Regions from separate parts of the Mus musculus genome. Here region 2 is linked to region 1. A link is a loop called in an ENCODE intact Hi-C map of the cell type or tissue named here. Cell type or tissue: left cerebral cortex. All regions are shown on one strand. Each heading gives the region's core, and the rest is flanking DNA. Links, peaks and the distances in the headings are about the cores only. Region 1 has its middle 210 kb from the start of Gm15501. Region 2 has its middle 330 kb from the start of Gm15501.

Region 1 (11,935 bases), core at 2,166-10,165:
TGGGCAGACTAGATCTCAGCCTGTGAGCCACTCTAATAAATACCATTTATATATTCATTCTATCACTTCTGTTCCTCTAGAAATCCCCTTACTAAGTCAGGGCTGTATAGAAAGGCTAGGAAACCATGCCATTTGAAGCAAGCAGCCTTTTATGGCTTGTGTTTTGCATTTCTGCCCTGAACATTGTCAATGGCAGATTTTAATCTGTAAATGAAATAAACCCTTTTCTTTGTTAAGTTGCTTTCTATTGTTAAGGTAGATAATCACAGCATTAGAAAGGAAACTAGATTCATAGGGCTTTGTATGAAATGGACTATGAAAACTTTCAAGCCTTTAGAATCTAGAGATGAATTAAAAACTACTGAATTCTATTTTTCTATAAAAATAAAACCCAAGTATGTGTTCAGCAAATGGCATGTTGCTACCACATTCTGGTCTTACTTTTCTTGTCTTGCTTTCTTTTTCTGCTTTCTTGAGATGTTCTTTCTAAAAAGATCTTTTATGGTTATAAAGACAACTTCTGATTCATTGCAAGATTGATATTTTCAATTTCTAGGGCTGGCGAGGGTAGATCAAGCTTTAAAATAGAAACTGAAGCTACTCATTCTTTTTATGGATAATTAATTCACTCTTACAAAATAGGATTTATGCAAAGTGAGGAATCTAATTCAGGGTGTAGATTCATTTTTTTTCAATGGATCAAGATAAAATTTTCTCTCTTTTTACTTACAGATTTGAAAGTAGTCCAATTAAGATTTAAACCCTGTAGTATATCAGGACAAAGGATAACTGGAGGATCCAAGTTTCAGTGGCACACATGTTTCTGTAGCATTTATTCTTTTTCTGAGGTTGTTCTACTGAGGCATTGTCAACTGTATTATTAAGGGCCCAAGGAAGTATTTGGCTCTACACATCTTATCGACAGTAGAGAAAGCCAAACTTTTAAAACATAATTCTCACAAAAGATTTGCTTCAAATTTAGAAGGGACTTCATGTTCCTGGTCTTTTTATAAGTGTCACTCACATTGGGACCAGGTTATTGTCATCTGTTCAGGGAACATGATATTGAACTAAATGGGCTGGACCTATACTATTCAATTTCTGAATTTCTGGTGTAAGTCACACCTAGGCCATGTCCTGTCATTTCAGAATCTTAGAACGTTTGAGACCCACACAATTTATTCAGCTTTTCTTGCTTTCATCTTTAAAATGGGCTAATGATGGTACTTAAAGCATAATTGCCATGGAGAACATGTTCATGTAGACCTAGAAAACTTCAAGGTTATGTCTTCACATTTCAGTAGTAAAACGATTAATGTATCCTTCAAATTTTAGAACAATTATTCAGATATTTGTCTATTCGTCCATATGAAATCAGACACAGGGCTGTTTTGATTTCTCCAACATTCAGTAAACACCGACTGGCTAGTGTTCTAGTGTACCTGCAGGTGGACAATCCTCACTGCTTCTTTTGTGGCTGACTAGTCATCCATAGCCATGGTGGCAAGATCAGAGTTAGGCTTTCCTCTCACTGAAATTTCCTTATTTAAAACCATCAATTCAAACTTCCCATTTTCTCTACATTTTTTTTCTACATTCCCATTACCACTATTTTATTTTAATGTGCCTGTCCATGTGTACACATGCACAAGCACACATGCTAGGCCAAATCTTGTGTGTAATTCTCAAAAACACCATCTGTTTACTGCATTTGAGACAAAGTCTCTCACTGGCCCGTAGCTCTAGTTGGGTGAGGCTCATGCATCCTCCTGTCTCCACCTCTGTATCACTATCACTGGGATTGTTTTTTTTTTTTTTAAGGCTTAATTTTTTTTATTCTTTTTTTTAACTAGGTATTTTCTTCATTTACATTTCCAATGCTACTCCAAAAGTCCCCATTAATAGTCTCCCAACCAAAAAAAGCCCAGGACCAGATGGGTTTAGTGCAGAGTTCTATCAGACCTTCAAAGAAGATCTAATTCCAGTTCTTCACAAACTATTCCACAAAATAGAAGCAGAAGGTACCCTACCCAATTCATTCTATGAGGCCACAATTACTCTGATACCTAAACCACAGAAAGACCCAAAAAGATAGAGAACTTCAGACCAATTTCCTTTATGAATATCGATGCAAAAATACTCAATAAAATTCTCACTAACCGAATCCAAGAACACATCAAAACAATCATCCATCCTGACCAAGTAGGTTTCATTCCAGGGATGCAGGGATGGTTTAATATATGGAAATCCATCAACGTAATCCAGTATATAAACAAACTCAAAGACAAAAACCACATGATCACCTCCTTAGATGCTGAGAAAGCATTTGAAAAAATCCAACACCCATTCATGATAAAAGTCTTGGAAAGATCAGGAATTCAAGGCCCATACATAAACATGATAAAAGCAGTCTAAAGCAAATCAGTAGCCAACATCAAAGTAAATGGTGTGAAGCTGGAAGCAATCTCACTAAAATCAGGGACTAGACAAGGCTGTCCACTCTTGCCCTACCTATTCAACATAGTATTTGAAGTCCTAGCCAGAGCAATTCAACAACAAAAGGAGAACAAGGGGATACAAATTGGAAACGAAGAAGTCAAAATGTCACTATTTGCAGACGATATGATAGTATATATAAGTGACCCTAAAAACTCCACCAGAGAACTCCTAAACCTGAGAATTAGCTTCAGTGAAGTAGCTGGATATACAATTAACTCAAACAAGTCAATGGCCTTTCTCTACACAAAGAATAAACAGGCTGAGAAAGAAATTAGGGAAACAACACCCTTCACAATAGTCACAAATAATATAAAATACCTTGGAATGATTATAACTAAGGAAGTGAAAGGTCTATATGATAAGAACTTCAAGTCTCTCAAGAAAGAATTTAAAGATCACTGGGATTGTAACTGTGGTCATTACATCTGGCATCTGGGGGTCAAACCCAGGCCCTCGTGCTTATGAGTCTGCATTTTACTGACTAAGTCATCTCTACAGCATATCGGTGACTATTCTTCTAACCTAAAAGATATCTCAAATTTATTGTCCCTTCTGCCTTCATAAGACCATAAAGTCTTTTATTTATTTTCCTTATTGCAGTAATTACATGATGTCATTATTTTCATAATACTTTTGAGAATGTCCTACATTTCCTTGCTCTGCTCTATTTTATGACAACCCTGTGACATTAACCCTTAGTGACCCGAGTAAAAACAGCTGATTGTTTTTCCCACACCTACTTCTGAGCAGCTAATACTGCTATAACAATTCTCACTTGGACAGGCTTATTTCTCCATGAAGTTTGATTCAGTAATCTTACCAAAAGTTCTTGACAGTTTTTTGGATAATCATATAATTATTTCTGGTTTACCTACTCTTCTGTCGTCCATAACATATGTTTTAAATGCTATTTTCTTGCCTCAATTTTATGAATATGGTATTTATGAGTACATTCCAGATTACCTTACCTCCCTTTTATGATGGAAATAAATAACTAGAAAGAAACTGTCTTGTCTGCCAATATCAAGTATAGATATTTCAATATATATATAGTTATATACCACATTCTTTTTACTTAATTTTCCAATAGAAAGACTAAGGGTACTTAGTGACTAAGCAAATCTCTATATCCCAGCTTTGTGCTTTTTCTCTGAGAAGCCTTATTATTACATTTCTTTTTTAAAAATATTTTAAATTAGGTATTTATTTCATTTACATTTCCAATTCTATCCCAAAAGTCCCTCACAGGCTCCCCCACCCACTCCCCCACCCACCCACTCCCACTTCTTGGCCCTGGCGTTGCCCTGTACTGAGGCAGATAAAGTTTGCACGACCAATGGGCCTCTCTTTCCAGTGATGGCCGACTAGGCCATCTTCTGATACATATGCAGCTAGAGACACGAGCTCTGGGGGGTACTGGTTAGTTCATAATGTTGTTCCACCTACAGGGTTGCAGTTCCCTTTAGCTCCTTGGGTACTTTCTCTAGCTCCGACATTGGGGGCCCTGTGATCCATCCAATAGCTGACTGTGAGCATCCACTTCAGTGTTTGCTATGCCCTGGCATAGTCTCACAAGAGACAGCTATATCTGGGTCCTTTCAGCAAAATCTTGCTAGTGTATGCAATGGTGTCAGCGTTTGGAAGCTGATTATGGGATGGGTCCCTGGATTTTGTGTACTCTACTTCATCTTCTGAAGTAGACTGAACCTGCTTTATTTTCCCATTAGAAATAATAATGATAACATTTATTTCTTTTACTTTATAACAGAGAGTTTCTTAAGTAATTTACATACGTGACCCACTGCATTCAGACCTTTTTTTAGACTATTACTGTTATCTCAATTTTAGGGATAAATGTTGAAGTTTATGGCAGTTTATTGCTTTGTTCATGTTCACATAGCTGCTAGTCTCTCTTGGGCCAAGAATTTGAGCAGAAGTAGTGGTCTTAACTGTGCGGACAAGTGTGTTGGCACTCATGGGAGACCTGCTCTGTCCTGGTGGTATTTGGGTATGGAGTGCTGTGGCACAGGATCAGCTCCCGATGCAGACCTATCATTGATATTTTAGTATTCATCAGTTTTGCCCCATCTTTTTAATCCATTTCCTTGGAGAACTTCCTCCACCTTCTCTCCCTCACTTCTCTTTCACTATTTTTTTAAAATTTCCCTTATGAACTTCCTTTTATTTTTCATTCTTCCTTCTCCTACTCTATATTTGCAGTCTCTGTTTTCTTTCTTCTCCACCATCTCACTGAACCCACCTAGGTTTAGTTCTGGCTTTATTTAAACCAAACATACTTTACTCAGCACACATCTCACCAAACAGATATTGTTCAATTTTCATTTCAACTTTTACAAAGTTTTCCCAAGTATTACATGGTTATCTAAGTTATGTCATTAGACAATCATGTAGTTTTCCTATCTATCTATTAGTCTTGAGTCCCTTCAATAACAGATAAACCTCCTAGCAGAGGTCACTCTCTGAAACTGAAGAGCTCTGTCTTTGATGACTGCTGAACAGGGAGGGCCTTGCATTATGTTGGAAAAAGACTGCTGTTTCTAAGTTAAAGCATCTGGGATGGTGGAACGAGACAGAGAAATGCTCAAAAATCTCCACTGGGATCTCTGAGAACACTATGTGCCTAAAACCTCAACCCCATGGTACTCCAACCCCCTTGTGGCTTGGCTTCTTCCTCTTCTTGGCCCAGTACTGGCCATTGGAGTCCTGTTCTACCCGACACTCTGCCTCATCCATTTTCTTTTAAATGGCAGATAAACACTAATTGGATTCTAGTTCAATACCAAACCATTCCCAATAGAGGGTGAAGACTACTATGACAGCTCTCCATTATCAATAAAAAAACCAGAGATGTGGGAAAACTGTTATTTAAGGTCACTGTCTAATATGTCCCAATAACTCTTCAGAGCTTAGCACAAAATGGAGGACTCCTTCTTCCACAGGGCTTCCTCTTCTCTTCCTGACTTTATCTGGGGAGAGTGACCCCCACACTCTCTACCTGAGAAAGGTCACATTATCCTTGACAAACCTACAAGTTCAGCTTCCTCTTTCCACATATGAACCTGCCCTGCAAGTACCTGGAATTCTTGAAATTCCTCTCCATTCAAAGGAGGCATTTCCAGTACTTTAATCTTCAGCCAGTGATTTACATTCCCCCTGAAATCTTCTTCCCACTCTCCAAGGTTCATATATAGCCTTTAGCTACCCCAAATAAAGTATATGTGGATAAGCTGTTTTAGTGAAAGTCATTGGAGGCCTTTGTTTAAAAGTGCTGTAACACTGAAATCCTCAGAGAAGGCCTCTCTCCCATCCCTTCCTCCCACCCCCACCCTACTTCAGACTCGCAGCCAGACCTATTCTGGGCTCTGCTTAATCCTTCCAGCCTGGTGTGCAGCAGTGTCTAGGCATCCAGGGTATTTGTTTTAGTTAGGATTTAACTGTTGGGAACAGACATCATAACCAAGGTAATTCTCATAAGGACAACATTTAAGTGGGGCTGGCTTACAAATGTAGAGGCTCAGTCCATTATCACCAATCTGTGAGCATGGCAGCATCTAGGTAGGCATGGTGCAGGAGGAACTGAGAGCTCTACATCTTCATCTGAAGGCTGTTAAGAGAAGACTGGTTTTCAGGAAGCTAGGATGAGGGTCTTAAAATCCATGTTCACAGTGACCCATTTCCTCCAACAAGGCCACACCTCCAAATAGTGCCACTCCCTGGGCCAAACATATTCAAACTACCACAGTATTTGACAGGAACACTAGTAAGGAAATGGAAGACTGGCAAAGTTAGTTAGAAGAGCTTATTAGAAGGGCTTGAAATATTGCCTTAGTCTCTTGACCAGCTGTTGATTTTTAGCTGCCTACTCCCCCTCCCTCTCTCTTTCTCTCTGTCTGTCTTTCTTCTTCTCTTGCTTTTGAAAGACCCACAATGTGAGGACTCCACCACGTTCTGACTCAGGAGAGGCGACACCCCAAATCACTCACAAGAAACGGTCTTGCTGCAAACTGCAAGAGGATTTTGATTCAAGAGCACTCTTGGGCCCACAGTCATACATCACACAGGGGTAGAGGACCATGGCACCCCGAGTAGCTGGGTAAGGGGGTATTTAAAGGAAGAAACCACAACTCAAGGAAGTGGGGAGGGCATTGTTGGAAAATACCAAAGATACCAGTTAAGAGTCCCAAGGAAGTGCAAAGTCACAAGAGTCACAAGGAATACCTGGTAATTGTTCCGGTTATCTCTCAAGACAGTTGCTAAGAGCCCCTAACAGCACAGTTTTTGAATGAACACTCTTTGAACCCAGGAAGCAGGTGGGTGGAGGAATGTCACTATTGGTTTTATGATTAGCATACTTTAGAGCATTAAGTCACAGAGGTCACATTCCCAAGCCTGGGCCTAAAGGCCTAGAGTTTTGTTTTTACGTTTTACTTTCACTTTCTCTCTTTTTATATATAATATGTCTCTATAAGAGCTATAATATTATATATATTAGAGATACACATAATATAAGTATGTCTATATGCATACGTAAGGACATATATAATACAGCCTGGACGGAATTTCTGTGTATGATTAAAGATGGAATGTCAGATGCTTCCTTTTGACATACTTATTGGCTATATTTAAAATGTTAAGACAAGGCTCAATAAGTTATGATTTCAGATTGATCAACTTCCTTAATCTGATTGATAATGAATGTCTTACTAAAGTTGGAATATATTAAACTTTCCTATACATGTACAAATATATAACTACATCTTGCTAAGTCAGTTTTTCTTTATGGGTATATGGTTTTATGGCTTATAGTGAGAATGGCCTACTTTTCACATATGCACACAATGAAATATGATTATATGTACCTCCCAATTTTTACTTCCAACTCCCATTATGTTCTCTTTTGTAAATGTCCCCAACTTCATATCCTTTTTCTTTATTTTCCCCTGAGTCTACAGCCTTAGTATATTTGTAAAGGCCTAGGACAATCCACTGAAGCACTGTAATTGAAAAATTAGAATAAATAAACTGTATGAGGTGATCTCAGTTAAAGCATTTTGAGAACTGCTGGTGTAAGCTTATATATTCAGTTCATACACCCATCACAAGGAAAGATGAGATGTTTCTGCTTTTTATGTATTTATCTACATTTTACTTATTCAGTTTTTATTTTCAGAAAGTAGTGTGAAATAAGAAAGAAAACTCTGTGAATTTAGCTTAAGAAGTATCTCAGAATACACTGAGTGCTAATTTTTATGCCAGAGGCAGTTCTATATTGAGAAAATTTATCATATTTTCATTTGGATGAACTTATTATGTTTCCTTTCCTAGCACTCACACTCTCTGAGGCATAATGACTTGTAGACAGGAAAAGTTCACCCATGTTTGTTGAATATGCCTTAAATATAATTTGTTTTACCAGGTATGTTTATTGCATACTAACTCCAGTTGCTCCATTTTCTATTTAATAAGGCATGTTTCAAAATCACCAAGTCATGGCCTAGCCAGACTCAGCTTCTGTCCAGCATAATAGATTCACTATCTCTGTGAAGAGTTGATATTCTTGGATTAAACTGTTCAGTGCTTCTATTATTATGGGGATTATAGACTTCAAGGAATCCATGAGGGCAGACTGGAGAGTGAGGGTAGCTTATGCAAAATTGAAACTGAAGAAGAACAGAGGTAAACACTACATTATATTCAGAAGGGATCCCTGATGGTAGGGCTGCAGGATGATGTATAAAGGTATCTTCAGGCAAGAAGGGATAGCACTTAAGAGGCCTTAAAACTTAAAATGCCCTTTCTTAAAAGAGTCTTTGATTTTCTTGAAAAAATTAATATGGTCTCATTTCCTATTGTATCTTAGAAGGCAGAATAAAAGAACTGTTATATGATGAGTCTTGAATAGGCACAGAAGGATGCCAAACAGTCGTAGACATGAGAGGTAGAGGCTATAGCAACAGCCACAATGGCAAATCCACACTCCAGAGCCCATGGGAGACTCAGGCAATGGCTGCAGGATCACTTCTTCTTCTTCTTCTTCTTCTTCTTCTTCTTCTTCTTCTTCTTCTTCTTCTTCTTCTTCTTCTTCTTCTTCTTCTTCTTCTTCCTCCTCCTCTTCCTCTTCTTCTTTCTTCTTCTTCTTCTTCTTCTTCTTCTTCTTCTTCTTCTTCTTCTTCTTCTTCTTCTTCTTCTTCTTCTTCTTCTTCTTCTTCTACTTCTTCTTCTTCTTCTTCTTCTTCTACTTCTTCTTCTTCTTCTTTTTCCCAAGACAGGGTTTCTCTGTATAACCCTGGCTGTTCTGGAACTCACTCTGTACACCAGGCTGGCCTCAAACTCAGAAATCTGCCTGCCTCTGTCTCCCAAGTGCTGGAATTAAAGGTGTGTGCCAAGGATCACTTCTTTTTTTATTTTTTATTTTATTTTATTTTATTTTATTTTATTTTATTTTATTTTATTTTTTTTTACACCCCAGTATATAATATTTGAATTTAATTTATTAGGAGAATTGATTTTTATTTTTATTTATTTATTTATTTTAATTAGGTATTTTTCTCATTTACATTTCCAATGCTATCCCAAAAGTCCCCCATATCCACCCCCCCAATCCCCTACCCACCCACTCCCCCTTTTTGGCCCTGGCGTTTCCCTGTACTGGGGCATATAAAGTTTGCAAGTCCAAAGGGCCTCTCTTTCCAGTGATGGCTGACTAGGCCATCTTTTGATACATATGCAGCTAGAGACAAAAGCTCTGGGGTACTGGTTAGTTCATATTGTTGTTCCACCTATAGGGTTGCAGTTCCCTTTAGCTCCTTGGGTACTTTCTCTAGCTCCTCCATTGGGGGCCGTGTGACCCATCCAATAGGATCACTTCTTAAGACATCACAAGATCTTATCCATCTTCTAAGGAGAGGAAATGAGTTACATGGTCCCACAGAATTATGTTCATTGGTGGGATGAAAATTTTCGGTTTAGTCACATGGTTAGGCAGACTTCTTTCCTTCTGCAGGCCGTGGGCTAGAGAAGCAGCTTTGCAAATGGAACACAAGCTATCCTAAAGTAATCCATCAGTTCTAGAGGCTGACTTGCAGGAGGGATTTGTTTAACTGTAGGAAGTTGGCAGGTCAGATGAGGAGCATGTGAACAGTAGGGTGGCAGATTCCACATTTACTATTCCACACAAGTGTTTGTAAAAGTTGCTGTTCCAGCTGACAAAGCAGCACCTTCACAATAGATGCCTGCTTTGATGCTGTAGAGGAAACACCATGCTCTGGAAGTAAACTACATTTTATATTAATTGGATGATATATTAATCTTTTCCACCACTGAGGTACTAGACTGGTAAATGCTAATACAGCCTTACCACTTCTTCAATGTGTGTGGGCTTAGTATTCAGAAATTGTCTACTTATAAGTTGCTGCAGTTTTGTAAAATAACATCTTTGGTACTGTATTTAGTTACAAGAATTTAAATAGATTGAAGATTAAAATTCTTCAGGTCACTGAATTTCCCTACTTTCAAGATTTAATACAGGTTATATTATAAAGGTTATCAATGGATATGACATCTTTCTAAACATTTTTAGGGAAATAACTAACAAAAAAACCAAACTAACAGGTGGAATCTGTGCTTTTCACAGATTCTAGTTGTGTGAAAAGCAAAAGTTTGCAAAGTATCTCTGAGCCTCAGTTCAATCATCTATCAAACAAATACTGATTCTATTTTTTCAGGGGTTGGGAGAGAGAGAGAGAGAGAGAGAGAGAGAGAGAGAGAGAGAGAGAGAGAGAGAGAGAGAGAGAGATGCAGTCTATAGGATGTAGTTTAACAAGTAGTATATTCCAGGTAAAGTTAGACTTTGCAAATTAGGTGAGTTTCTGGAAGCCTTAAGGGTATTACTTTTAGAATATATGAGCCCAGAGATTCAGATTCACTATCAACACAGCATGCGTTCTTTCCTTGGGAGATTTGAGTCTGAATGAGTTGATGCTAAAATATTAGTTTAGGGAATTCATGCAGTACATTATGTCTTGGCTTGTAAGTCATGGTAGGGTTTGTCTTGCCAATTATACTGGTTCCCATTTCTCCTTACTCAGTGACAAGATCACATCCCCATGTTTCACTGAATATGCTATACCATAGATAGTAATGCATACATTATAGGAATAATTAGTTAAGAAAAAGTATAGTTGTAATCACACATTTTCTGCTACCTAGTAAGTGATGATTATCAAGTGGCCATTTTATAGGCATAGAAATAATAGTTTTGTTGCAGTTGCAGCAAAGATGTAAAGCAGCAGTCATGGATAAAGTGATAGTTATAGCAGTAGCCTTTTTCCCCCCTGAATTCTTTATTTCTAGCAAACCTATTACCACTGTATTGGTATGAAAAGTTATCATTTCTTATTCAGAATTTTGTTTTCACCCTTTCACTTCATTCCAGAGCCTTACCAACGAAACACTACCCCAAAGGCCAAACTCTATCCCACATAACTTTCCTTAAATTGACCCCAGTGGCTGTCTTTTCCTCAGAGGAATCTAGGTACACACCATTCTACACTAAGCCTTCCTTCATAAAGCCACTGCCTGACATCATAGGTAGCCTTCTGAATGATTTCATTTTCACAAATTTCTATGTAAAGACACATACATATTTGCATATAAATATTTACATATGTAACTTATCAATGTTAAGCATCTTGGACCCTATATTTTAGGGGAGGCATAAGACAGAAATGTGGTTACTTTTTCAATTCCCCTCCTTTTCCTAACTCACTTAGACTGGAGGACTCCCTGTCTCAGAGAGCTTGATGTTTTTAATTTGAAAGCCCTATTGTCATTTCTGCCACCCCAGAAGGAAGCATTAAGAAGAGGTCAGTGGCAAATTACTGAGCCTAGATGAACAATTTGCTCTTAATTAAAAAGTCTGATGAGACTCTCTCTGGGAAATGAACTCATTGAAATGGGACATAATTTAAGCTCATCCACTCAGGACATTTTCTCTCTATTTTTCTTCACCCAGAACATGAAATTTTTATTTAGTCTCATGATATAAATTGATTTTGACAGGAGCAAATTTTTTTTTCATTCAAACCATAAAATTATTATGTTGTCTGAGTTAACATTGTGTTTTCTCCACAGAAAAATAATGAGTACCACTCTCCCTAGGGTGAATGTCTGTCAGCAAAGGAGAATGCAACAAAATTATTCTTGCTGTGGTCTCAGGATGGCAAGGATACTTTCTATTTCTGAATACATAGAACTCTTAATTCAGAAGGCCATACATAGAGCCCAATCCTAGCTCTGTCATTTAACAGCTGAGTAACTTTGGGCAAATACCTGGTTTCCTCATCTGCTAAATAACATGGTGTCCTCATTTGTTAAAAAAAAAATCACTGGCTCAGATTAATAGCTCTCCTAAGAA
Region 2 (11,935 bases), core at 2,438-10,437, 120 kb after region 1:
AGTACAGAAAAAGAGCACTTTCTTCATGGCAAAGTTGTGAGCATTTTTTAAAAAACTGTCACATTCACTGCCTTCCTATCAAAACTTGTAACTGAAATGTATTCATAATCTCTTTTAGGTCATTGAACATATTTATAGTAGATGTTTTGAAGTTCTTGTTTAGTTACCAACTATATTGCATGTCTTAGAGCCTACTGTAGTAGGATCTGGTGGAGGCTTATTGGCTTTGCTGTTATCAGGTTTACATGCTGGTGTCTTGGCATCTGGGGCTGGAATGGCCATGTTCCTATGTGTTAATAATGGTCTTGTCTTTTTTGGGCGTGTTCCATTTCTTTGTTTCTGTTGGTCTTTCTGAATCTTAGGAGTATATAGCACATGTGGGTTGCCTTGTAGGTAGTGTTTGTGCAGGCCATTGGATGTCAGGGAGGAATAGAAGTAGGTTAGGGGAAAAGGCTCAGAGGGGCTTTAGGAAAGAGATAAGGGGATCCATGGGAAGTTGGAGCTCTGGTGAGAAGAAAGGATCCTGCAAGTATATTGTAGGAATAAAGGAATTATCTGGAGAGACAGAGATGAAAGGGCCAAGGGGAGCTCGGGGCTGTACCAAGAGTTAGAGTTTCCAGTGAAAGAAGTTGAGATGAGGAGAGTGGCACCTGTAATTAGGTTGTTACTAGACTGAGGGTAAGAATTGAGATAATTTAATTCTAGCCAGGAAGGACAGTTTGATTCACCTGCTTGATGGGAAGACAGACTTTTACAAGCAGTCTGCTACAGGGCCTGGGATGAGACCAGAGAAAGTGTGTTTGAGGACAGGAAGGAGAGTAAAGATCACTTATCTGCTGTGGTCACTGGGTTCTCAGGTAGAGAGTGCTTCCAGCTATAAGCAGTGGACATTAATGAACAGCAATGGGCTGAAAGAGGAACTGAGAGGGTCCCCCAAATGGAGGAAAGCTGGCTTCACCACAAAATTTATATATCTGAAAACAAGCTAAAACAAACTTTTAAAAGAATGTTTTACGCATTGACCTGTTAATTTTCTAGACAAACTACTTTCTATGTAGCATCTGATGAGTTGGATCAGTTGCTAAATATTTGCCTATATGTCTCCAGGCCTGGAAAGAAGAAAGGAAGTATTATTTCTTATACCAGAGCAGCTATTCAGTAAAATAAATATTATATTATCATTTTGCCTTTCAATTTTATTTTTTTAGAAATACTTTTTTTTTGTTTTTTTTTTGTTTTTGTTTTTGTTTTTGTTTTTTGTTTTTCAAGACAGGGATTCTCTGTGCAGCCCTGGCTGTCCTGGAACTCACTCTGTAGTCCCAGCTGGTCTCAAACTAAAAAATCCACCTGTCTCTTCCTCCACAAGTGCTGCGATTAAAGGCGTGCGCCACCACTGCCCAGCTAGAGATACTTTTGTGGTAGTTATATTACTTTCATTATATAAATGTGCTCTCATTTATTTAACTATTTTCTTTTTTCTGTTATTGTGATGCTGTCATAAGTTGGTTATCAGATATTGTGCAATCAACTACATTACTAAATCAATTTTAGTCTGCGAGACAGGTCTCCTTTATAAATTTTAAGTTACATAAGGGACATCTATTACTTAAATATACTTGCAAGAGAAAATACAGCCTAGAATTTAGTATGAGCTAGCTCTTTGGCACTTTTATCTATAGATACATGTATCAAGTTTGCACAGCATTTGCAGAAACTCAGAGATCACTCTCTCAAAGCTTTACTCCCTAGGCCAACATGATACATAAGATTAATGTTTCAGGGTGAGAAACATTGAGGGTAGATTGAAACAGAATATATGATGGTCTGGCCAATTCCCAAATATTATTGAATATTTTATGTAGACAGGGGCTTATAAATATAACAGACATCATTTTATGAAGGTTCCGAAAGGATAAAAAGATGTAAATATTTTCTGTATTACTTTAAAAATTGTAGATATAAATTATCCCGAGCTTTTGTCCCCGCCGGCAAGAACACACTCAGGACAACTGGAATCTTCTGTGGCAAAAGGCTTTATTGCTTACTTCTCAGGAGGAAGACCCCAAACCCAGAAAATGGCGCTGCTTATATAGCCTGCAGCGTGACGTTTCAGCACCTGATGTGGCGTGACAGCTCCTGATTCGTTGCTCGCCCATCACCCCATTACTACGCCCCTAGATGGGCAGTGACTAGGCGTGAATTCACTCTTGCACTTGCGCATAAGGCTTGTTTACTAGTTAGGCGCAGTGGAAGCCAGCACCATCTTATAATGGCAATTGCTCATGGCACGGCTCTCCACAATAAATAAGGACAAAAATAAGTTTTCAGGATAAATCCGGCTTGGGAAAAAAAAAAAAAAAAAGGTCCAAATCAATCTGATGGCAGTACAAGCAAGGTTGCTTGCTAACGTCATGAGAGGTGTAGACAGAGAAAAGATTATTTCTCAGTGATAAGCACAGAGCATTAGTGCCTTCTGATCGGAAGACATCACAATCTATTTAGTTTTTATGACTAGATTAAGTTTCTGACCTTATAGCAAAGCTTCAAAGACACGTGAATAGGGAGATTAAAACATCCTAACAGAATTTAATTAAAGCTATAATGAACACCACTTTTATATTATCTGGATGATTTTCCAGTTCCATCTGTGTAATGTTGGAAAATTTCACTATAGTTCTTGCATTTTTTTTTCCTATGAGATACGTCAGTGATTTGCTCAAGGAACAAGTGAATCATTTTTTCTCCTTTAGAACCAGAGTCCCTTATCCCTGCAAGGAAACCATTGCAGTGGGCATCATTGATAGAATTATAAAGAATAAAAACCACAAGATAGTCATATTTTAAATGTAGTAAAATTTATCTGGTGGGTATCTTATAGCAGACATATGATACTCAATAATTTAGCCACCCTTAATAATCTCATAGGACATGTAATTTATGTTAATTTTATAAATGGACAGTAACCATCCCACTACTTAAGTTCACAGCTCAGCCAGTGGAAGAGCTGAGATTTGAGTGTCTTGATTCTTTTGATATTCTCTACATATGTCAGGTGTTATTTAGCTAACCTTCCTGGGTAGCATAGAAGATGACAGGTTGCTGAATGAGGATTCAGAACTCTAGAATTCTAATTTTTTTTTACTCATTAACTTTTGAAGAAATGTCCATATTAATTTTCTTATATGACAAGTATAAAAAATAAAATCAGCCTGTTTGTAGGGTTTTAGAAGTAATGCACAAGATAAAATATGTGAGACCAATATGGAATAGTTTGTTTTTGTCTGTTTTATAAATAATCAGTGTGAAGAAGGAGCCCTTTTTATTATCACATGGGAGATGTAGAAAGGACAGAAAGTAGAAATTCTACAAATTATACCATCTGAACATATGGATAGACAACAAAGCTCTTTACTTTGTTTCTCCTTCATTTAGAAGGCCACGTTTCCTGTATTTTGAAATGATGGATAAGGAATCATATTCTGCAACTAAACAAACAAGAAAATGGATGTCAGTACAGTTTATGTCTTTATAAACAGTCGCATTGCAAATGGCAGTCCAGCTCTATAAGCCCTACTTTTCTTTTTAAAACAGTTTTGAGATTATAACTCCAATATCTTCCCTTTCCTTCTGTCTCTTCAAATCCTCTTGTATAAAAATCCTCCTTTTTCAAATTTGTGGCCTCTTTTTAAAAACTAATTCTCTTTACATGTATATATGTGTATTATATAAATATATACCAAAATATAGCACATAGTATGTTTATTCTCAGCTGTGAGAATTAAATATTAAACCATTATGAAAATATTTTCAACTCCAGCTGACTTTTTTTGACAAAGGAGGATACTGTTACAAAGTAAGAACAAGCTTTTTTGTTTCCATCTGTCCATGAGACAGGCAGTAGGTGGTTACTTATGTCTTATGATTTATATAAAAGATTTATAGGTTCCCAGGAAGCTGTTCTTTGTTAATTTCCATCACTGAAACCTTGTAGGCAACTTTTAAATTCCTATTTGTTATGAATTTAATCACTTAGGATCTGGAGTGCTTGTGAATTGTTTTCTTTTTGATTAAATACAAAGCAGGTTTCCTTGAAAATTTGATCTCATTTTGTGATATTGTGGATATTGAATTAGAGGTCAATCTGCCCCAGCAGTAATCTTAAGTACTGAAGCAGAAGTTTTGCATTCCTGTAGACATTGTCTACATAGTAGTTGTTAAAATACATTCAGATGAATAAAAGCTATTTGATTATCCTTTCCCCATTGTATTTTAAAAGATGAAGAACATTTTTATAAGGTAATAATTTATTCATTCAACTAAAATCATAAATAGTGAAGTTACAAGTTGACAAAATTGCCCCATAAAAACAGGGTGGAGCATTGTAAGCCCCTTCATATTTTGATCTTAATATTATGGGACATTTAGGTAATAGTGGTATTTACTTGGCTGCATAAGCCTATAAAGGTTAAACATGACTCAAAAGCACATTATTTTCTTTATCAGGGATATGCAGCTGTATAGACAAGATAAGGAATTTCAATAGAATTAGCTGTATCCAAACTAGTAGAAGTCACTACAGATTTATATTTCTGCGAAAAAAAATAGAGGTAATATTGTTTTGCCACCAAATATATATATATATATACTTTCATCCTCTCTCTCTTTCTCTCTCTCTCTCTCTCTATCCATCATTCCAAAATATAGGAAACATGGCCTTCTAAATGAAGGAGAAACAAAGTAAAGAGCTTTGCTGTCTATCCATATGTTCAGATGGTATAATTTGTAGAATTTCTACTTTCTGTCCTTTCTACATCTACCATGTGATAATAAAAAGGGTTCCTTTTTCACACTGATTATTTATAAAACAGACAAAAACAGACTATTCCATACTGGTCTCACATATTGTATCTTGTGCATTACTTCTAAAACCCTACAAACAGGCTGATTTTATTTTTTTACTTGTCATATAAGAAAATTCATATTTAATAAATATGGATAATTCTTCAAAAGTTAATGAGTAAAAAAAATTAGAATTCTAGAGTTCTGAATCCTCATTCAGCAACCTGTCATCTTCTATGGTGCCCAGGAAGGTTAGCTAAATGACACCTGACATATGTAGAGAATATCAAAAGAATCAAGACACTCAAATCTCAGCTCTTCCACTGGCTGGGCTGTGAACTTAAGTAGTGGGATGGTTACTGTCCATTTATAAAATTAACATAAATTACCTGTCCTATGATATAGAAAAATGAAGTCCGTGGAATTCAGAGTTATATTTTGAGCAATGTAAGACAGAGAAGAGGGAACAAAATGTATCTTGTCTGAATCTTGGTGATGTGGGAGCTAAAAGTAGTATTAGAACAGACTCAAGAGGAATCTCTTAGATGCTCTGCTTTAAGCTTGCATGCCAAGATCCTCCTGGAGCTTGAGATATTACACAGCTATGTCGAGGCCAAGCCTTCACAAGGTCTCCATGGAACAACTAACATCTTGGAAGCTGGACCACAGATTTTAGAGAGTCCAGATGCTCTGCCAGTAGGAGCATATTGTAGGAGAATTCACATTTTATGTTTAATTGACACACAATGGTAGCAAATGACATAATATGCATTCTTGTGGCAAAGCCAGGCCACTGCTGATTTGAAGAAAATAGCTTGGGATCTCTACTGGCCACATGGAGTCTTTGCCCATACAAATGAGGACATTTTTTTTTGTCTCCTTCTTTTGTGCCTAATAATACCTAAGCAGGATTCTAAGCAGGGTTTATTTACTTTTGTATTGTTTCTTTCTTGAGTATGGCATGTTATGTAGCATCACAACCCCTTTTCCAGCTGCAGCGGGATCAGAGTTAATCAAGTAGACAGTTTACATGCAGACTTGTAAAATAAATTGAAGCAAGCAAGCAAACAAAAATAATGCAATACATCTATCAGGATTTGAAGACATTATTTTTCTCAAGCTTGAATGAGCTGGCACTGTGCATTTTAATAATTTCTTAGAAAAATACTAAGAACAGTGACATCAAGATATTGGCAAAATGAAAACTTATAGGAAAGATTTCCAGTATATAATTATAATTATATCTATATAAATAATTACACAACACAAACACTCATAAATATGATGCTATTATACTTAAAATGGTTACTCTCATTTAATTATGTTTATATTATACCCTATATTTGAGAGAGAATTGCTTTTCATCGTGATGCCACCTGGAATGACTTAATTGTTTTAATAGACCCAGATCATCTTGTTCTTGAGCTGGTCTTGAGCTGTGTAGTCATTTAGTTGTTTGCCATCTTTACTAATAGTAGAATATCTTTACTAATAGTAGAACAGCTTTACTAATAGTGGAAGATGCAATATGGTCCCCCATTTATATATTATATGCTATTATATGTAATATATACACATATATAACATACATACATATAGCATGCATGTATAAATTATATGATATATTATATAAATATGTATATATTATATAATATAGTATATCTATATAGTATGTATATGAATTTTTAAGGGGTAATGATGAGAAAGCTCTTTAATTTTCTAGAGTGATGACAAATTGTTCACACCTTACCTACCCCCTACCCCATGCCAAGTACCTTCTCCTTTCAATGTACCTCTCAGGAGAGCTCTTGACTTCCCTGTATCTGCACATTTGTAGTTATGAGAATCAGAGTTGAGCTTTTACAGCTGCCTGGGCTTGGCTGCTAGGATCATCTCAGACTTTTTACCATCTGCTTTGAAGCATGCCATTTGCCTTTGGATTTTCAGTGCTATTATTTCCTTGTCTTATTTGGGATGATGACTCAATTTCAGTCACTTTTGGAAATGATGGTTTTTCTCTGACTCACATTACGATTCTGTGCGTTACTATGAGCTGACATCTGCCAGGTGTCCTAAGCCTTATCTCATGCTTCAGAAGGAGGAGGAGTGGCCTTGTAGTCTCTGACTCCATCAGATGCAGTCTAGGATGCCTGCCTTCCCCCAGGGATTCCATTTTTAGGAAATTGATCCTTCCCTCAATGCCTTCCCACCAGACCTTTTTGTAGATATTTAACTGTCTAGAAAAAGGCAGCAGTTTCTGTTTTCTTTTGTCATGACTCTTGACTTCTTTCTGTAATCTTATAGAAGAATGGAAAATGAGTCAATATTGAAAGTCAGCAATACTTGGTTTATACTCTAAAATACTAAAAACTCCCTGTCATAATCATCTTTTTCATTTGTTAAGGGGGGGAAAAGAGTGTTTTCTTTTATTTTCAGAATGATTTATTTATTTGTACTTTATATGGATGGTTGTTTTGCCTGGATGTATATATGCACATGTGCATTCCTGATGTCCAGAGAGGCTTGAGACTTCCATCCCTGGACTCTGAGTTAAAGATGGTTGTAAATCTTTATATAGGTGCTGGGAAATGTATTTGGGTCCTGTGCAAGAGGGACAAGTACTCTTAACTGATGACTCATCTCTTCAGCTTCAAAAACAGTATTTTAGGCTAGGTTACCAGGAATACTCTTCCTGAATCACTATGCTCTTTGAAGAATATAATTACTAAGGTTCAAGCGTTTTGGTATCTAATATGAGCAGTTTTGTTTTAAAAATGTTTTTGTATCTCTATTTTAAACCATAGTTACTTCATCCTAGAATCTCAGAATTGGAATGACAGATAATATCATAGAGATACAAGACAAGCTCAGTGTATAAACCACATCTAACATCTGTAGCAATGCATTGCACAATATTTGATCACACTGTGAACCCTGAGATTGTCTCATTTACTGAAAAAAAACAAACAAAACCCTGTTTCTAGTTGTATAGCTCAGCCCTTGCACACACTTTTAAACAAAGAACTTTCTGTTTATTGTAAACAGAATTAAGTAAAGTCAACCATAAGTGAAGAGGTGGAGGAGGTTAACCAGTGGTCAAGGAGTAAACATAGGAAAAAAAAAAACAGAAAGAGTTAGAGGGAGTCAGGAGGAGAAATAGAGAGATGCACAGGAGGTAGAAGACAGGGACATTGAGTTTGAAGGGTTTTTGAGAGCATCCTTTTCCTTTTCGAAGATCACCTGAGTGCTTTCCATGCTTCTCTGAGCTAGCAGGCTTTCAGACCAGCGTCTGGCCCCTGAGTCTTAATTGGTAAAATTGAATGTTTAAGACTTTATTATAAACAACAACAAAAGAAAACAACAGCAAAACAAGCAAGTGTCTATCAGCCATATTTAAAAACTCCTGTTAATAAACATTTCTTTAAATGAATCTTTTCCATTATTTAGAAAATTTGACAATTTGTAAAGGTTTTCAAATAAAATCAAACAGTATTTTTCTTATTTTTAGCTTAGGACGCATTTATCAATGTATTTCTCATTATTTTCTTTCCTATATATACATCATATGAGCCTTGATCACAAATTGGGTTCACTGCAGCAATCACACTTGGTCATCTGTTAAATATTCCAGTTTCATTATTATAAAGGGAGTGTGAACCTTGAACAGTCCTTTCTTCTTCCACAGTGAATAAATGACCTGTAGGAAAAGGTTGAAAAGAACATTTTTAGTATGAGGTGAGACAGGTGCTTAAGCTACAGCAGTGCCCTCTGTTCTTAACTCCTCATTCTCTATATAATCTATCTATCTATCTATCTATCTATCTATCTATCTATCTATCTATCTATCTATCTATCTATCTATCTATCCATCCATCCATCCATCCATCCATCCATCCATCCATCCATCCATCCATCCATCTATCTATCTATCTATCTATCTATCTATCTATCTATCTATCTATCTATCTATCTATCTATCAAGACATGAGCTCTAAACCACCCCTATCATTCTTATCACCCTCCTTTATATGTTTAGAGCATTCCAGGCATGCAGCTGTACAGTCAGGGAATCAAAGCTTCTGGGTCCAGACTGGACAGAAGTTTCTAGAAGCACATAAGTGTAGGGTCTAAAGAAATATCAGAATTGGGCCTGCAGAATGGCTCATTCAGTAATATGCTTATTGTGTAAGTGTGAGTACCTGAGTTCAATCCCCCAAACCCTGTAAAATAAATAAACAAAGCCAGTTATGGTGGTGAGACTTGAAAGGCCCAGTGCTAGAGAAGCAGAGGGGTGCAGATCCCTAGTGCTCTCTGGACAACCTGTCTAGCCTATTTGGTAAGTCCCAGGCAAAGGAGAGAGCCCCACAGACACACACAAAATAGAAGTATAGTAGGCAATGTGTGTAAGGGTAATGACAGAAACCTTTGGCAGTGGTAGTAAGGAAGGAAATTAAATTAATTTTTTTTTAAATTTCCCTTTCTTTGAGAGCATTCTTCTTTTTTTTTAAAGCTCCTTCCCCTTTTTAAGGGAGAGAAGAATCAAGACTGAAGATTTATAATCAATCTTCAAAAACCTTGGCCATTATAAATAATATTTTGATGTGGAACAAAATATGAGAGAGCAAAAGAACTTTTTCATTTTAAAATATTATTTAATTTTTTTTTTGCTTTTTTTCTCCCAACTTGAAGTTCCATGGGCCCCATTTCTTTCATAAATAGTTCTCTCTCTAGAGTTGGAAATGTCTCCACTGCTAATAAACTACTCCAGGTGGACAGAATGCCATGTGTCTTCAAAAGAGCAGTAGAGGCTTCAGTGTAAAGGATGAAAGGAAATATTTGCAGGGTAAAAGGTTGATCCAGTAAATAAACATGACTGGCATTAAGTATTTAATATAGTGGTTGCCTCCGTGGAGCCAGTACATCAAATGCACAGTGGTATGGCATCCATTCGGGTTTTACGGTAAAGCTGACAAGCCCAGCCAGGCCGTGTGGCATTAAATTGTAAGTGACAAGTTCTGATAGGCTTGTCAGCCTGAAAAGGTTTTCTTTAAAGCAAGCAGAAAATGCTGCAGGTCCTTTTATTAATAAGGCAGCACTCAAAGAGAAGAGGAAAGAGCCTGTTATATAGGCAGAGGTTCTCGAACCTGCCAGATCTGAACATGAATTGCTGACTTTCATAGTAACTGATATGTAATCTTTGGAAAAAAAATCACTCCATCTTTCTGAACCTGTTTATTGATGAGGAGACTGTCAAGAAGCCACAGATGAGAGTTGTTGAAGGTAAAGTAATGAGGTAATAATTTCTGGGTTTTATTTAGGTTATTTTCGAAGGTTATTTAGGTTACTAGTCTCAGGTCAAGCTACTACATGAGATTTCAGGGGTAGTATTAATCCAAGTGAGAACTTAGATATTCTCTCTTTTCTTCTTTTAAGCATTCACCTTGATGGCCATTTTATTTTCAGAATCCAATGCTTTAATTCAGCTGAAAAGAGAAAAGCTAGCCAATGGTTTAGTTTTGGTTTCTAGGAACTATGATAGAACTCGAGGAGTGGGTCTGTTGGAAAATGGTTTACCATCCATGAAAGAGTAAGTGAAGCAGAACTTGGAAGACTAAAGGTAGATTTCAATGCATTGTGATACAGGGCTTAGAAGACCTCATGAGGAATAGTGAACCACGGATGGCACTTCCAAGTATCTCTCAGGGAAGCAAGGGGGCTCAGTCTCTGTCATACACATTAGCCACATGATGGCTGCCTCTGTGGATGGAATTCTAGGCTAAGTCCTTCAGGACAGGTGAACTTTCCATGAGGCATGAGCAGATAACAACCTTCACAGGTACAGGACTAGCTTCTTGGTTTGACATAACCTATGCCTAGCCCTGACTGGATATCTTACTTCATGTATTTATGCCACTCAAAACACATTTCCTTGGATTCTGTTTTCTACTTCCTGAGGATACCTGCCAGAGCTAGGTTGTTATGTTGGTATAGAATCAATAATATACATTCTATAAAGCTGGATCCTGGTGTCCTCTGGTGCCATAAGTAGAAATACTAACATCTACGTTTTTTTCATGTTCATTAATTTTTCTTGTTTTGTTTTGTATCTGTTTGTTTGTTTTTTAGAAAATAGCTGTACCAGTTTGGTTTCCTGCTGCTGTAATAAAACACCATCATCAAGATAACTTATAGAAGGAGTTCATTTTACCTCATTTCCAGAGAGAGATGGCGGGGGTTGCGGGGTGGAGAGGGGGACATAATGACAGGGGGAGGTGTGACAGCAGGTGGCAGTAGCAGTTTGCTGAGAATGTAAGAGTGCAAACATTAGGTAAGGCTCTGAATTAAAAAAGAACCTCTTCCACCAACAACATGCTTCCTCCAGAAAGGCTGTGTTTGCTAAAGGTTTCAGAACCTCAGCAAATAGCATCACCAACAGCAGAGCACATGTCCACATAAACAAGCTGGGGGGGGGGGGCATTGGCTCATTCAGGTAGCAATAGCAAAAGGAAAATACATTTTATTGTTTCAATACATATAGCATTTCCTACTATGCTTAGAATCAACCACACTAGATTTAGGGGTGATTATGGGTCAGATAATAGTGATAAGACAGAATAGATTCTTGAAGACACAAGCGTACTCCTAAAATTTGATTTCTTTTTTATTTTTACTTCTTCCAAGTTAAGATGGTGTCCTTAGTTGGATCTTGTTGTTGAGGTCATACGCTGACAACTGTATGATAAGTGAATGATAAAGCCTCTCCTTTAAGTGAGTATTACATAGTGTATAGTAGGAATAAGTTAAGGAGAACAATCATGATGCTTGTCATACTATGTCATACTTGTTTATGTGAACATGTGTTCTGTTGTTGGTGATGCTATTTGCTGAGGTTCTGAAACCTTTAGCAGACAGACTTTGATTTTTTCCAATTTTTTATTAGGTATTTTCTTCATTTATATTTCAAATGCTATCCAGAAAGTCTCCTATATCTTCCCACCCCTGCTCCCCTACCCACCCACCCACTTCCACTTCTTGGCCCTGGTGTTCCCCTGTACTGGGGCATATAAAGTTTGAAAGACCAAGGGGCCTCTCTTCC

What was found. A loop is a pair of places that touch in the nucleus more often than their neighbours do. Peaks named below come from ENCODE experiments on the same cell type or tissue, not always from the same donor. Only the 100,000 strongest peaks of a DNase experiment are listed, where the experiment ranks them.
Region 2: a loop joins it to region 1, with 7 times the contacts of the local background. A loop is called at or near these places in 2 of 42 quality-filtered maps.

Annotation. Positions count from the first base shown.
Region 1 is chr7:93,383,567-93,395,501 of GRCm38, forward strand. No RefSeq gene overlaps it. Among named protein-coding and RNA genes, the nearest start is that of Gm15501, 210 kb to the left of the region's middle. In left cerebral cortex, for the core only: no CTCF peak of the experiment used is centred there; DNase peaks (open chromatin) are centred at 5,674, 5,979 and 7,767.
Region 2 is chr7:93,503,958-93,515,892 of GRCm38, forward strand. No RefSeq gene overlaps it. Among named protein-coding and RNA genes, the nearest start is that of Gm15501, 330 kb to the left of the region's middle. In left cerebral cortex, for the core only: no CTCF peak of the experiment used is centred there; DNase peaks (open chromatin) are centred at 5,462, 6,826 and 7,460; H3K27ac peaks cover 232 bases.